Regions from separate parts of the Homo sapiens genome. Here all the other regions are linked to region 1. The links are chromatin contacts, found by Hi-C or POLR2A ChIA-PET in ENCODE. All regions are on one chromosome and are shown on one strand. The core of a region is the stretch at or near the end of the contact, and the rest is flanking DNA. Distances in the headings are between cores, read along the strand shown. Region 1 holds the start of SOX9 (SRY-box transcription factor 9). Region 2 has its middle 230 kb from the start of ROCR. Region 3 overlaps LINC00673 (long intergenic non-protein coding RNA 673).

Region 1 (4,639 bases), core at 253-2,752:
GTCTGACCTGAGCGGTCACTCCCCGCCCCCTCCCTCCCCTCCCCTTCTATTTCTATTTTGGAAACGCTGGAGATGAAAACGACTCCCGGTGCTGCCCCCTAAACGCCTTTGCTGCTCGACTTACCGCCCCCAACCCCAACCCCCTTTGAAAACTTTCCCCCAAATTACTTAAGCTGCAAGAAGGTCCCCAATTCTCACCCCCCACCATACACTCCCACCTATTTCCAGTAGCCTCCCTCCTCCCGCCTCCCAGTTCCTGCCAAGGGTCTCCTCCAACCTCGGTTTCTCCCTTGCCCCATCTCCGTGGACAGTGGGGCTGCACGAGAGAGTGCAGTTTTAAGAGGCCGGGTAGGAGGGAGGCAAGTTTCACTTCCCCGCCCCGATTGAGCTTCCAGGCGACTGGAGAGCAGGCTGGCAGCCCCCTCCTTCCGTCTCCCACCAGTCTTCGTCCATCCTCCAGCTACCTCCCTCACCTCTTCCACTTACCACCCCCCTCCTCCGCGTCCCCGCGAGCAGCCCAAGAACTTTGTCAAACTCTGAGCCACAGTTACACCCCATTCCCACTCCCAACCCCATCCCGCCGGCTCCCGGAACGGCAACTCCCGGGCGATGGGAGGCGGGGCGGGGCAAATCAGCCCTGACCAGCGCCCCCAGCCGCCGCGATGCCCACCCTGCCGCGCCGCCCCCGCCGGGTCCTACCTCCAGAGCTTGCCCAGCGTCTTGCTGAGCTCGGCGTTGTGCAAGTGCGGGTACTGGTCCGCGAGCTTCCTGCGCGCCGCCTGCGCCCACACCATGAAGGCGTTCATGGGCCGCTTGACGTGCGGCTTGTTCTTGCTGGAGCCGTTGACGCGCACCGGCATGGGCACCAGCGTCCAGTCGTAGCCTTTGAGCACCTGGCTGACCGCCTCGCGGATGCACACGGGGAACTTGTCCTCCTCGCTCTCCTTCTTCAGATCGGGCTCGCCCTTGGGGAACGTGTTCTCCTGGGGCCGCGTGTTCTCGGTGTCCGAGCCGGAGCCCGACGGGCAGGGCGAGCCCGCGGAGTCCTCGGACATGGTGGGGCTGGGGGCGCCGGACAGGCCCTTCTCCTGCTCGTCGGTCATCTTCATGAAGGGGTCCAGGAGATTCATACGCGGGCCCGGGGCAGGGGGCTGGTGGCCGGGAAAGGCGAGAAGCCGCGGCGGCTCGGGGACTCGAGGCGCGGGCTCCTCTCCCCTCGGCTGCCCGGATGCGGAGCAAGCGGCTCCCGGGGAAGCTGGCGCGTCGGCCGGCTACCGCGGCGAGCACTTAGGAAGGCGCGGGGTGGCCAGTTCACAGCTGCCCGCTCCAAGTGGGGGGAGGCGAATTGGAGAGGAGGAGGAGGGGAGGAAAAAGAGCAAAAGTGGGGGCGCTTGCACCCCTTCTCTTCTCCTCCTGCAAAGAAAAGTTTCCGGGGTTGAAACTGGCGAGTCTCCGCGCCACTGAAGTTTCCAGTCAGTTTCGAGCTCCGCTTTCGGCTCTCCAACTCCCAGCCCAGGGTCTCTTTAATAAATACTCCGCCTCACCTTAGAGCCACCCGCCAATCACAGCACAGCAGTCCCAGGGTTGGCAGGCAGCTGATTGGACCCGATTTTGGGGAGGGAGGAGGATTGTGGCACTGGGCTGGGTGACGAGGCGGGAGGGGAGGAGAGGGGAGGGGATCGCAGCCAAAGGGCGGACGGTAGGGTGGGGGGGCGGGGGGTGCTGCGGGGAAGGCGGGGGACCCGGGACTTCCAAGTGTGTAAGTTTGTCGTACTCTCGGAATGCCAGAATTTTAGTGCCTTCTCCGCGCGAATCTTGTGTGTGTGTGTGTGTGTGTGCGCGCAAGTGTGTGTGTCTAGACTAGGATCTACCCCCACCTCCGACATTTCTTTTCACTGCTCTCTCCGCGGCACCGGGGACTTAGCTGGAGTTTGCAGTATTCGAAAAGCAGCCGCTTCTTAATGCGTAGCCGAGTTTACGCGCCTGGAGCGAGCCTGCCTGCCTGCAAAAGTGCTTAGAAATAGTCTTTTGAAGCAAATGTTTTGGTGACTCAACGCCCGCTGTTCCTCCGTAATAATCCATATAAATAGATTAACATGCTCGGGTTCGCCGGGGCTGGTGCGGCTGGTCAGGATTCTGCTGCGCTTTTGCAAAGGGAGTCAATGGAAAGCAAAGCTAAGTCCCCGCGAAGGTTGGCAGCGGCGGCCGTGGCCACGCAGGAGCCCGGCGCTCTCGAGGCCGCCCCGCGCCACATCGACCTTGAGCTCTGACAAGTCATTCTCCAGCCCCCTCTACCCGCGACCCTGCCGACGCTCCTCAGTAACAGGGCTACTGCTCTGACGTTTTGGTCTTTGCCTCCTGGCCGGGTCAAAAACGTCAGCCGAGTCGCCCTGTCTGGGGGAGAGTTTGCTAACTGCTCTGGCTTTGAGAGATAGAAGTTTGCCAATGCGGCTGTCCCGGGCCGCGAGGCCCAGGCCGGTCACTTGGTTTGTAAAAGACCAAACAAATGGGCACCACCGCAGACAAAACGCTCCACTCTGGCGGAGTCATGCTGCTTGCCTGCTTTTGCTGGCATTTACGAAACACCTGAAGGGGTGAAGCGCCGGTGCTTCTGACTCTAGTCCGGTCGGTTCAGACCTGCATGTAGTTGGGAGTTCTGGGGGAGGCATTGGTGGTGTCTCTCATGTATTTCAAGTGTGATTTGAGCACAACCTTTGTGTTTACACGAAATGCTTAGAGCCAGGTTGGGTAAGTGCGGAGCTATCTGCTCTGGGATAGAAGAAAAGTCTTGGTCGCTTGCGGGTTCTGTGCTTTCAGAATCCCAAATAAACGCACAGCATTGGGAAACTCTTAATTTTAAACTCCCCCCCCCCCCCCACCCTTTTGGGCTCTTGCAAAAATTCGCCTCAATTAAATTATTGTTGTGGTGAATCGGCCCACATCATAATAAAAACTAGTTTTTTTTTCCCTTTCTAATTTGCGAAGTGAGGACACTATCACAAGATCCAAATCAATGTCCTTCCGGGAGAATTTCTTAAAATCTTGTTTTCTCTCGTTGTCTTCGGAAGAAGCCCGACATTTCTTATAGGAAATGGAACTCTTCATAAGGTAGTAAGTTACAGCCTTGTTCAACAGCATTTTTTTTTTAACGAATGTAACTTCTTCAAATGGGATGTTTCTGGTGCCCTATAGCTCGTTTACAAATTTAAGAGATTTGCATACAATAGCTTCGTATCCAGGGCTCTGTGATTACTTTCAGAAAGTGTAAGAACAGCATCGTCCTTTCCTAGGAGAAAAAAGTCCGCGTAGTGTGGACCTATTTCTGTGTCCCGGGTAGAAGGGCATTGTGTGTACAGTATAACTGTGTAATTCTCAGACACCTGATTCAGGAGACTCGGAGACCATCGGGCAGACATTTTAGCCAGGTCGTCTGTACTTAGTTGTATGATATTGTAATTACCATGTTTGCTGGAATAAAGTCAGTGAAGAGGGCTATGACTTTAAGATATTTTGGAATATTTCACTAAATATATGTCAAGATATATACGTATATGTATAAATATACTTTTAATGCAATTATGCAATAAGATACTAATATGTAGAGTTTTACATCATAAACGACGGGGATTTATACATTTCCCGTTGATTTGATGCAAGCATTTTTGAATTTTACATCTTCCTGAAAACTTATGAACAGGCGACTTAAAAATGGACTGCAGTTTTCATCTGTATCCAGAGGGGGCGCCAAAAGCCCAGAAACTGTTTCCAACTCCGAGAACCAGGGAAAACTTGGATGGTGGTGGCTGGGGGTGGTGTGTTCCAGTCAATCTGGACTGCTTTGCTGCTGAGATTTATATTTGCAGGAATTCCTACGCGATATTCCCTCCTGTGCGGATCCACCTCTGCGCAGCTCAGTGAGGGAACTTGTGTCTGTAGAGATCCGGGTGAAAAAAGAGCACTTGAGATGCCAGCCGTTCTATTCTGCGCAGAATTTGGGGACTGAGGCCAGGAGAAGGCCCCTATCCCCCAGGTGCCAAGCGTTGCCACCGTCAGGCCAAGTCTAGCGCGTGGCATTGTCAGCTCGCGAGTGGATCGGTCCTGCATTTCTGCAGGGGCCTCCTGGTGTCCACTCCCCTTTCCCCATTCAGGGGCTCCATTCGCTTCGTTGTGTCTTTCTCAGGTCGCCCCGACCCCTCCTCCCTGACCTGGGAAGACGCGCGCAGTCCCCGACCAGAGGACCTCAGACACAGGTAGAAGGAAAGGAACCCGCTCCTGATGTTCAGGTTACAGATCTGGAAACTAAGGCTGTTGACCCAGTGTTGGCTAGAGCATTTTGCCAGGGGCGAAAGGAGCCAGGGTCCTCCATCTGATGCGGTGAGGGAGGGAAAGGGCGCAGGTCACGAGGCAGGAGACGGAGGGCGCTTCTCCGTGTTCGGGACGTGCTTTCGGATACCCGCTCTTGAGCAAGCGCCGCGAGGTCTGCCGCCGGGAGCGGAGACACAGAGGTGCGAGTGGCTCCCCAGGGAAGCCCTCGGGAAACCGAGGTCTGGGATCTCCCCCTTTCCCCCTCTTGCACGTCCCGGACCGGCGCCGGGCTCAATTTCCCCAGCGGGGGCCGCCAATCTCTCCTCCGCGTCTA
Region 2 (4,639 bases), core at 860-3,359, 330 kb after region 1:
CAATTTATAGGTCATCATTCTAATAATCAGTGATAGTATTTATTGAAAACTTACTATGTGCTAGGTATATTGCTGAATGAACAGTATGCAATGTACTAGCTCCTTTAAGGCTCACTACTACTATCATCCCATTTTGTAGATGTTAAGACCAAGTCTTGAGTTTCAGTAATTTTTGCAATGTCATATACTTATTAATTTGTAAAGGCATGACTCTACCTCCGTCAGTCTGAGTCAGTCTGTATTTTCCACAACCATGCAATATTACTTTCCAGCCATTTAGCTACTCACTCACGTAAATAGTTATTAAATGTGAAAATATTGTGCTAGGACAGGATGTGGAATGTATGTGTAGTTGTATAAATCAAATCTAATATAAAAATGGTATTTCTTAAAAATATTGGTTAATTTTATGTCCACCAAATTTTGAACCATTAAAATGGAGACTTTTTAAATAATGTAAAATTCTGCTCTTTTTTGTTATCATTAAGAGCTGGAGTACAACGTTTTAAAAAAGGATTTGTCTTACACAAAAAATATTTCAAGTACGATTTTTCTCTGATTAGAGACAGGTCCACATTCAATTACTTCATGTTAAGCACCTAGGGTTTATTTATTGTTAAAAGATTATGAATAAGATTCCATTCCTTTCCACCAAAAGAGACAAGTTTTCAGAAGGAATAAGGAATATCTCAATGGTTAAGGCCAGCACACGACAGCTTTTCCTTGCCAATGATGGAGAGCTAAGTCTTCCATTTTCAGTCAGAGCTGAAAGGTTGCTAGGTTCTGCTGGACAAAACCATAAGAAAGATTTTCTTAGTGCATGGGGATATCTATGGTGTATTCTTCTAGGATCTCTTTGCGATTTATCTTTTTATCATCTCAGTGTCACTGGGAGGCATTTGAACATTTTTTCTGTCGCAGTTACATAAGGGGAAAAGAAACCTTAGAGAGTGTAGTGAATCTATTAAGATCCTGAAGGTACTTGACAAGAAGTTGAATGTATTGGGATTCTCCAGAGAAACAGACCAATGGGATGGAGATTATGTATCTATCTTTCTATCTATCTATCTATATCCATCTATATATATCTATATATATATCTCCATACATACATACATATATATGCACATATATATATACACACATATATATATATACACACACATATATATATATATATATATACACACACACATACACACACAGAGAGAAAGAGGAATGGGCTCAAGTGATTATGAAGGCTGACAAGTCAGCTCCAGGAGCTGCAGTCAGCAAGTTGGAGACCTAAGAGAGCCTATGGTGCAGTTACAGTCTGAGTCCAAAGGCCTAAAAACTGGGAGAGCTGATGGTGTAGTTCTAGTCTGAAAGCCAGCAAGCTCGAGACCTAGGAAGAGCTAATGTTTCAGTTGAGTCCAAAGGCAGGAAAAAAAAAATGTTGTTTTAGCTCAAGCAGTCATGCAGGAGGGGGTTCCCCATGATTCAGGGGAAGCTCAGACTTTTTGTTCTCTTTAGGCCTTCAACTGATTGGATAAGGCCCACCCACATGAGGAAGGGCTGTCTGCTCTACTGATTGAAATGTTTACAACTTAAATGTTAAACTTACCCCAAAACAGTTTTACAGAAACACCCAAAATTATGTTCGACTAAGTATCTGAGCACTCCATGGCCCAGTCAAGTTGACATATAAAATTAATCATCACATTGGGTCTCTACCTTCATGTCTTATGCCGTATATATTTTACTTTTCACCCCTCCCCACATACAGTAATATAGTAGCAGCAAAACAAACATAAAAGATAAATAAACAAATTATTTTTCTAAAGGAATATCCTGAATGGCAGAATGAAATCTAAATTGAACATAAGACATTATCTAAATGATTTGTAATATGTTAATATTTATCTGAATCCTGACCACACCTAAGATTTCGACATAGACATTTAAAAAAATGGAAATGGAAATCAAAACAGGGATTGCTTGTACATTTAAATATGTCCTGAATATGAATCAATACCCTGGTAAGTTTCTGATTCATTGCATACCATGAAGTGACCCAGAGGCCTTTCAGCACTCAAAGCGCATTTAGCTTGCTTGCCTTGGCCTGAATAGGAAAACCACAGCTCACTGACTTGCTTGATACACTCTATAAGAAGGCGAAAGCGGGCTGGAAGGGAGGAAACATTCCCGGCAGCACTGACTCCATTTAGAAAGCCTCGGGACAATGAAGGAGCAGTGTGTCCTGGCATCTGACACTGTTAAATACGACCCTACTACTTTACTTTTCATTTCTCACCTTACTCAAATAGGAGGGAAATGAGAGGAAAAGAGAAATTTGGCAGGAATTCCACCTTGGAGACAGAAAATCTTATTGGAATAAAGGTACCACATTGAGGAGCCCTCATTGCAATTGCCTTGGTAACTGGCGAAGTCTTTATTAATTTGCCTACAAACACTTGGAAAAGTTGCATGGGAGGAGAGACTAGCAATGGTTAGTTTGCAAGATAAATGTAAGAGCGGAAACTGACATGAAACAAAAATCAGTGCATGTATCTGAAAGTGAATACAAGAGAGAGTGGAGTGCTCATGGTGATTGAATTCAGTGGCTCTGAACGGCCTCCTAACAGCGTCTTGAGCATGAAGTCCAATCCAGGCATCCGTAGCGTTCTCTCTCGAAGTCTGTCGCATCCTAAAATGCTTTGAGTTTGCAGTAGACCTGAGAATCCTATAGCTTCTGTCGTTCTCCTCATAGTTAAGAACATGGAGATGGATGAAGCTAAATTGAAAACCAAAAGCTTGCTTTCTGGTTGTAGCAGGGATATTTATTTACCAGGATAAGCTTATTGGACTACAAGAAAGAGAATAAAAATGGAGTTTCCGTTCCCTTCCTGAACTCTGATTAGAAGTTGAGCATTTTCAAAGACAATTGTTCCCTGAGATGGGAGCATGCATATATGTAGGTGTGTGACAATAATATGCTTAATAAGTACTAGCTAAAATGAATTCAATCTTTATTAGTCTAGTCACCAACTGAGACTGGAAAACCCAGTATAAAATGGGCTAAGCAGTTCTAGGGATCTTTCTGTGCAGCAGAATACTCTCCTAAGAGGTATAAGCACCCGCCCATAATACTCTGTTCTATCTCAAAACTTTCTCTTCTATTACTACTACCCACATCAATTGTTTTTATTTGAAAACTTATTATATGACACAAGATTTACTTATATACTGTAGGGCATTGCCACAATATAAACTTTGCCTATAAGGAGTTCTTATTCTCTACCTTTTAGGGAAACTGAGAATTATTATTATTATTATTATTTTTTGAGACAGGGTCTCACTCTGTTACCCAGGCTGGAATGCAGTGGCGCGATCATAGCTCACTGCATCCTCGAACTCCTGGGCTCAAGTGATCCTTCCACCTCAGTCTCCTGAGTAGCTGGAACTACAGGTGTGTGCCACCATGCTTACTAATTTTTATTTATTTATTTATTTCATAGAGACTGGGTCTTGCTACATACATTGCTCAGGCTGGTCTCGAACTCCTGGCCTCAAGTGTTCCTCTCACCTCAGCCCTCTAGAGTGCTAGGCTTACAGTTGTGAAACAGAACTTTTAAAATACTGGGGTGATACTTCTGTATAAATGTCAAAATATGGGTTCTTCATGATTTCCTGCAGGAGTAGGAGTTTACTAGAATAAACGTGTGTGTGTGTGGGTGTGGGTGTGTGTGTGCACATGTGCATGAGTGGAAGGTAGAAAGATCTGCTTGGGATGGGAGTTTCTAAGGAGGCACACGGAAGCAGTTCTGGTTAAGGCTGGCAGGAGCAGAAAACCAACTTTGTAATATAAGTTATTTTAAAAGAAGTCAATTCGAAAACCATCTGTGCAAACTGACTTGAGCCATGAAAAGGAAGACAGGCAGCAAATACATGTGTGTGTCGTGATGTTGCGTGGGGTAGAGAGAAAGCCCAGGGATTGGAGGAAATATAGCTGCTTGTTTGTGTTACTTTTATTTCACACTTCAGGGAGAAGGGCTGAGGCTGCTGACAATACTCTCCTTAAATGTCTTTTGGGGTGTTGAGAAAAACAAGACATAGTCTACATTAAAAGAAGACTCACAAAACATTTTTCTAGGTCTTGGTAGTCCCAATTTTAGAATATCGGGGACTAGATAGAGTGAGGCTGTGTGTCTTCCCTGGATTTTATTCATGACTCACACGTGTGACTCAATTTTTTAACTATTGCAAACTGGGGTCTGGCGAGCAGATCTTTTCTTTGTTCAACCCCGATGATGGGTGTATCTGTCTGTAACTGTCAGCCTTACTATTTTAAATGTGTGCTTTGTCACCTTTGAAAAGAGTTTCTTCTTCTGAGTGGCATAATAATATCAACAGCAGTAACAGCTTCTGCCATTAATTGAGCTTTAATTTTGTGCCAGGTGTAGCAATGAGGGGGTTAAGAATTTGGCAGTCAGCAGCTCAGACTCTGTCTTCAGGCTCCTGGATTCAAATCCTGCCTCCATAATTCACTTGTTATGGACCCAATGCTATGTGATTTAGACTGTAGTCTCATCATCTGAAAAATGGGTATGATAATATTACTTTGTAGTCTTATGAGGGAAATGGCTTTATGCTGTGCCCC
Region 3 (4,639 bases), core at 1,563-4,062, 320 kb before region 1:
AAAGACCCCCCCAAAGCCACAATTCCCAGTAGTTTTCCAAGTTTTCACCTGCGTGAAAATTGATTTGGACCCCTCTCCAGAGCACCATTCATAATCCATCCCTCTTGGCCAGGGGGGTCACAGTGTGTCCTCTGGCAACTCTGGCTAGAACATAAGACTGTAGGAGGAAAGTGCTCAGATTAGAAAAAAACTGAAAAAAGTCCTATCATGAGATCCATTTCTCGTATCATTCCTACAGAAACAAGACACAGAGAGATGTTCAGAAAAGAAAGCAAAGGGTCAAGTGTAAACTGATAGGTCTACTTCAAACATGAACCAAGAGGTTTATTTGATTGTATAGGTCAAAAGACTTGTGGGGCTTGAGGGCCTTTCAAATCGGAAGTCCAGCTTATCTATTTATAGCAAGAAAGAGGACAGAAAATACCATGGGCATCTGAAATGTACTGTTTTATAAGGTGGCATTTGTGATTTTTCTTTAGAAGAAAAAAAAGAGATAGAGCTCTAGGCATAGTGTTTGACTGAAGTGGAATACCACATGTGTTTTTTTTGGTGTGTATTTGCTTTAGCAAAGTAATAAAACAAAAATTTATAAAGCGAAGGTTTTCTTGGTTACAATTCAGAGGAAATATTTGTGAAGTCTTGACCAACTGCACATACTGAAGATGATCCCCCCGTGGAAATGACTTCTTAGCAAGGGGGAAAATGACAGTCTGGGCATATATGTTAACAAGGGGACAGTGGTCCTTACAATCCATCTTTGTTCAGTCCCAGAAAAGAAGATAATAATAATTTATCTCCAGACATTGGATCAGTAGTTTACCTGATCCAATCTTCATCTGCAAGATGAAAAATGGATCTTATAATTGCAAGTTATATACGCAGTACATTTCTCAGATGTGCGTGGTATTTTCTGTCCTTCCTCTTGCTATGGATAGATAAGCTGGACTTCTGATTTGAAAGGCCCTCAAGCCCCACAAGTCTTTCGACCTGTAAAATCAAACAAAACCTATTGATTCATGTTTGAAGTAGACCTATCAGTTTACACTTGACCCTTTGCTTTCTTTTTGAACATCTCTGTCCTGCTTCCGTAGGAATGGTACCAGAAATGGATCTCATGATAAGGCTTTTTCAGTTTTTTTCTGATCTGAGCACTTTCCTCCTATAGACTTGTGTTCTAGCCAGAGTTGCTGTAGGACACACTGTGACCCACCCTGGCCAAGAGGGATGGATTATGAATGGTGCTCTGGAGAGGGGGCCAAATTTCTGCACTGTAAACCTTCACCTACATTTTCTAGTGGACCTCTACATCTGTTGTCTGCACCAAACAGCATCCCTACCTTTAGGAAAACTATCTCCCGGTGTCTCATGGCAAAGGGCAAATGAGTCTCTCTGAGCCCTGGTTTTTGCAGACTCAGCCTCACAGGACACAAACCTGAAACGCAGTTGCTCACACCCTGTGTTTACTTTTATTTCCAGCCACATCTGGAGGCCAAAATTCATAAGTTTGTTGCCAAGCCTTACAACAGTTTACTGAGTTTGTACGTTAAGGGAAGGGGGAAAAAATGCTCTCCTGACTTGTCGAGTGTAAAATGGATGGAGGAATCAGTGGGCAAACCCTAAACCCCAACCATGTTTATTAACATCTGCGGCCTGCCGGCAGACGGGGAAGGCGTGAGCGGGCTATGTTTGTCTTGGAGGTTTTAGCTCAGAGAGCTCCATGGTGTACGCTCTCCATATATATACAGCCAGGCATCTTTTTAACCCACCAGAGACCAGGAGAGGGAAACAAGGGCTGTTCAGAAGCGGAGGAGCCCAGGTCCGATAGGGGAAGAGCAGGGATGGGCACTTGGCCGTGTTTACAATCAGGGCAGTGCAGTGGGTGGGCCGATTCTTGTGACGTACTTGAGGCTTAAAAAACGATCATAAATCTAATGTCTGTCAAACAGGGCTGGCATTTTCTTTTCCTTTCACAACTACGTTTTGTATGACCAAAAAAAGAAAACCAAAAAAAACCCACTTTTTTTTTTTTTTTTTTTTTTTTTTTAACAAGGAACCCTCAAGACTCTCATGAAGAGCATCTCTCTATCTAGTGTCCACAGTTGGGGTGGAAGCCCTGCCAGGAACCCATTGAGTGTTTTGGTGGAGGCCGTAATCTCTCTCTGCTGGAGGAAGGTGTCGCCATTCGTGTTTATTTATTTATTTATTTATTTATTTATTTATTTATTTATTTTTGCATTTTCACAGAGACATTGGAGTGGGAATGGCCACACCGAATGGGCCAAGACCTGAAGCCCTGTGTTCAACAACTTGGTTTTTACCAGGGATTTACCCAGTTTGCTTTGGGTCAGACGGGAGCACCCCGAGCAAGCCAAGAGCTCCTTTAGTTTACTGTCCTTCTGCCATGAATATAGCAGGAACCAAGGGGCAATTCTGTAAGGCCCCAGGATGGAGGGAGGATGTGCTGTTTGTGGCCGCCAGCCACAGACCCTCTGCCTAGGGAGAAATGTGCTGGGGATGTCCTTTTAGCAGACGGTTTGGCTCTCTGGTACCTCACGTCTGAGGTGAGCCCGCCAAAGAAAAGGGCGCTTTTTGTGGTCAGAGCCCAGGGCTTGGACGAAACCCTCGGACAGAGGCAGTATGTGCCCGGGGGAGGCGTGGCCTACCAAGAAGGAGAAAAACCCCCCTGTCTGTGAGGAGCGTGGCTGCCAGGCCTCTCCACTCAAGGAACAGTGAGTGACTGTTGGAAAGCTTGGCCTGCCCCGACGTCCAGGTGTGCCTGGCCAGTCAGGTGTGTCATCGCATGAAAAGCACGAGGCCGTGTGTCCGCCGGCCCCATCGCCACCCACCTCTGCCCACCCTTGCCAGAGCTTTCCAGATACCCTGGGAAGTTGACCCTCTGCTCTTACGCAGGCTGGGTGGGGTCAGGGCTTCCCTCCCCCACCACCCTCACTGTACCAGATCTTCACGTTCCATTTTCCACAGTGGGCAGCGTCCCAGCCAAGCTGTGAGCTCTCGGATCTGAAGAGCTCACTGCTTTTCAGGGCTTTTTTCCTGGCCCCTGGCCACACTTAGCTGCTAGGTTATTTGGGCAGGATTGTTCAAGGGTGTGAAACCAATGGGGCCAGAGTGGGAGGTTGGGGCTCAACCCAGTGGGGTGAGATTTCCCTGTGGGCTTCGGGTTGGGGGCACTGACACATCCCCAGCAGGGCCTCCTGGAAGAAACCCAGCCGCTGAGATGCCAGTACTTTTCCATGGGTGGGTGGGGCGGGGAGGAGGAGGACTTTGAGCCCCAGTGACCTGGCCGCCCAGGGATTTTCCAGGCTTGCTTTGGGGAGGTTATCCCAACTAGGGACTAGGAATCAGGAAGCCTTCATTTTATTTTGTAAAATTGTAACCAAGCTTCGCACTTATGATAATAAAATGCTGGGTGGACGTACTGGAGGTCCTCATCAATGCCTTCCCAGAACCCTCAAGACCACGAGGGGTAAAGGTGCCTTAGCAAGATGAGTTATCTGGTAAAGGCAACATCTCATGATTTTTCCCTTTGCTTCAAAATGTACTGTCGTGTTACTGAGCTCGGTGGAAGGTGCTAGAACAAGGACTGCTCTCCAGGGCTCTCTGTGTTTCTCACCTTACCTCGAGGTCATGCCTGCAGTTTGTAAAAAGGAGTGTTCCCCAGCCTGTATCCTCATGGGTCTTGTGTTCTCCCGAGTCTAATTATTTTTTTAAAACATTTTCAGAATTTCCGCTTTCTACGGTGCGGCTTTGGAGCTGGGGTCCACCCCAGTTCTGCCTGGGGTGCAGCCAGCACGCAGCTCCCTAGGTTCATTCATGCAGCTGACTGTATCTGTGTCAGGCATCTGCTTCATGTCATTTTCTTGGAGGGGCCTTTGCAGTTGCTGTGATGCTGTTCCCACCCCCATATCATTCTACTTTGCAGAAACTTCATGATTTATAACTGAATGTTTGTGTTTACTTGTTTTGACCTGTGTCCCTCTGGAATACACACCACACAGGCAGAGGCGAAGCCCTAGCTCCCAACATAGCATCGGCCACGCCATCGATGCCCCATCAGGATTTGAGTTAATACCTCCAGAGTGGGAGATGTGTGGCAAATTAAACCCCAACTGCTGTTGGGAAGTTCTGCATTTTGGATTCCTACATCCCTGCGACTCTGATTTATACTTGGCTGCTTCTAGGGAAAGGAGGATGAAAGGGGATTGACATTTAACATTGAAACCTGATTATTTACCTCTCAGACTTACAGCATGCTCAGAGCTGTGGGATTATGGAGTATTTATTTATTTTTATTTTTCATTTGTAAAAAAGGTAGAGGCTGGGCGTGGTGGCTCACGCCTGTAATCCCAGCACTTTGAGAGGCTGAGGCGGGCAAATCACGAGGTCAGGAGTTCGAGACCAGCCAGTTTGAGATCAGCCTGGCCAATATGGTGAAACCCCATCTCTACTAAAAATACAAAAATTAGCCGGGTGTAGGTGGTACGCACCTCTAATCCCAGCTACTCGGGAGGCTGAGGCAGGAGAATAGCTTGAACCCAGGAGGCAGAGTTTGCAGTGAGCCAAGATCACACCACTGCACTCCAGCCTGGACAACAGAGCGAGACTCTGTCTCAAAAAATAA

What was found. A loop is a pair of places that touch in the nucleus more often than their neighbours do. ChIA-PET counts read pairs that join two places held with the same protein, here RNA polymerase II (POLR2A). Pooled maps may share reads with other maps.
Region 2: a map of mammary epithelial cell shows a loop between it and region 1 (3-fold over the local background). The contact joins the enhancer-like site here to the promoter of SOX9 in region 1. A Hi-C loop is called at or near these places in 3 of 168 maps with a recorded cell type or tissue (Calu3, breast epithelium and mammary epithelial cell) and 2 of 50 pooled maps. POLR2A ChIA-PET finds 5 or more read pairs at or near these places in 1 of 52 experiments (activated T-cell).
Region 3: POLR2A ChIA-PET joins it to region 1 with 28 read pairs in HepG2. The contact joins the enhancer-like site here to the promoter of SOX9 in region 1. A Hi-C loop is called at or near these places in 6 of 168 maps with a recorded cell type or tissue (A673, Caco-2, HCT116 and 3 more). POLR2A ChIA-PET finds 5 or more read pairs at or near these places in 16 of 52 experiments (A549, A673, AG04450 and 11 more).

Annotation. Positions count from the first base shown.
Region 1 is chr17:72,117,883-72,122,521 of GRCh38, reverse strand. It overlaps SOX9 (SRY-box transcription factor 9), which reads right to left and starts at 1,502. Exons shown (of 3, transcript NM_000346.4): 1 at 700-1,502. The coding sequence starts at 1,130. It also overlaps a transcript of SOX9-AS1 not described here. RefSeq lists silencers at 517-616, 1,527-1,856, promoters at 1,470-1,615, 1,470-2,237 and enhancers at 2,339-2,839, 4,205-4,639.
Region 2 is chr17:71,790,606-71,795,244 of GRCh38, reverse strand. No RefSeq gene overlaps it. Among named protein-coding and RNA genes, the nearest start is that of ROCR, 230 kb to the left of the region's middle. Within about 2 kb of position 2,109, at least 2 of the 41 ENCODE cell types and tissues checked have a DNase peak (open chromatin) inside an H3K27ac peak, as active enhancers do; they include mammary epithelial cell, where a contact is called at or near this core.
Region 3 is chr17:72,443,890-72,448,528 of GRCh38, reverse strand. The region is part of intron 1 of LINC00673 (long intergenic non-protein coding RNA 673); the gene reads left to right. Among named protein-coding and RNA genes, the nearest start is that of LINC02003, 100 kb to the right of the region's middle. Within about 2 kb of position 2,812, at least 7 of the 41 ENCODE cell types and tissues checked have a DNase peak (open chromatin) inside an H3K27ac peak, as active enhancers do; they include IMR-90 and stomach, where a contact is called at or near this core.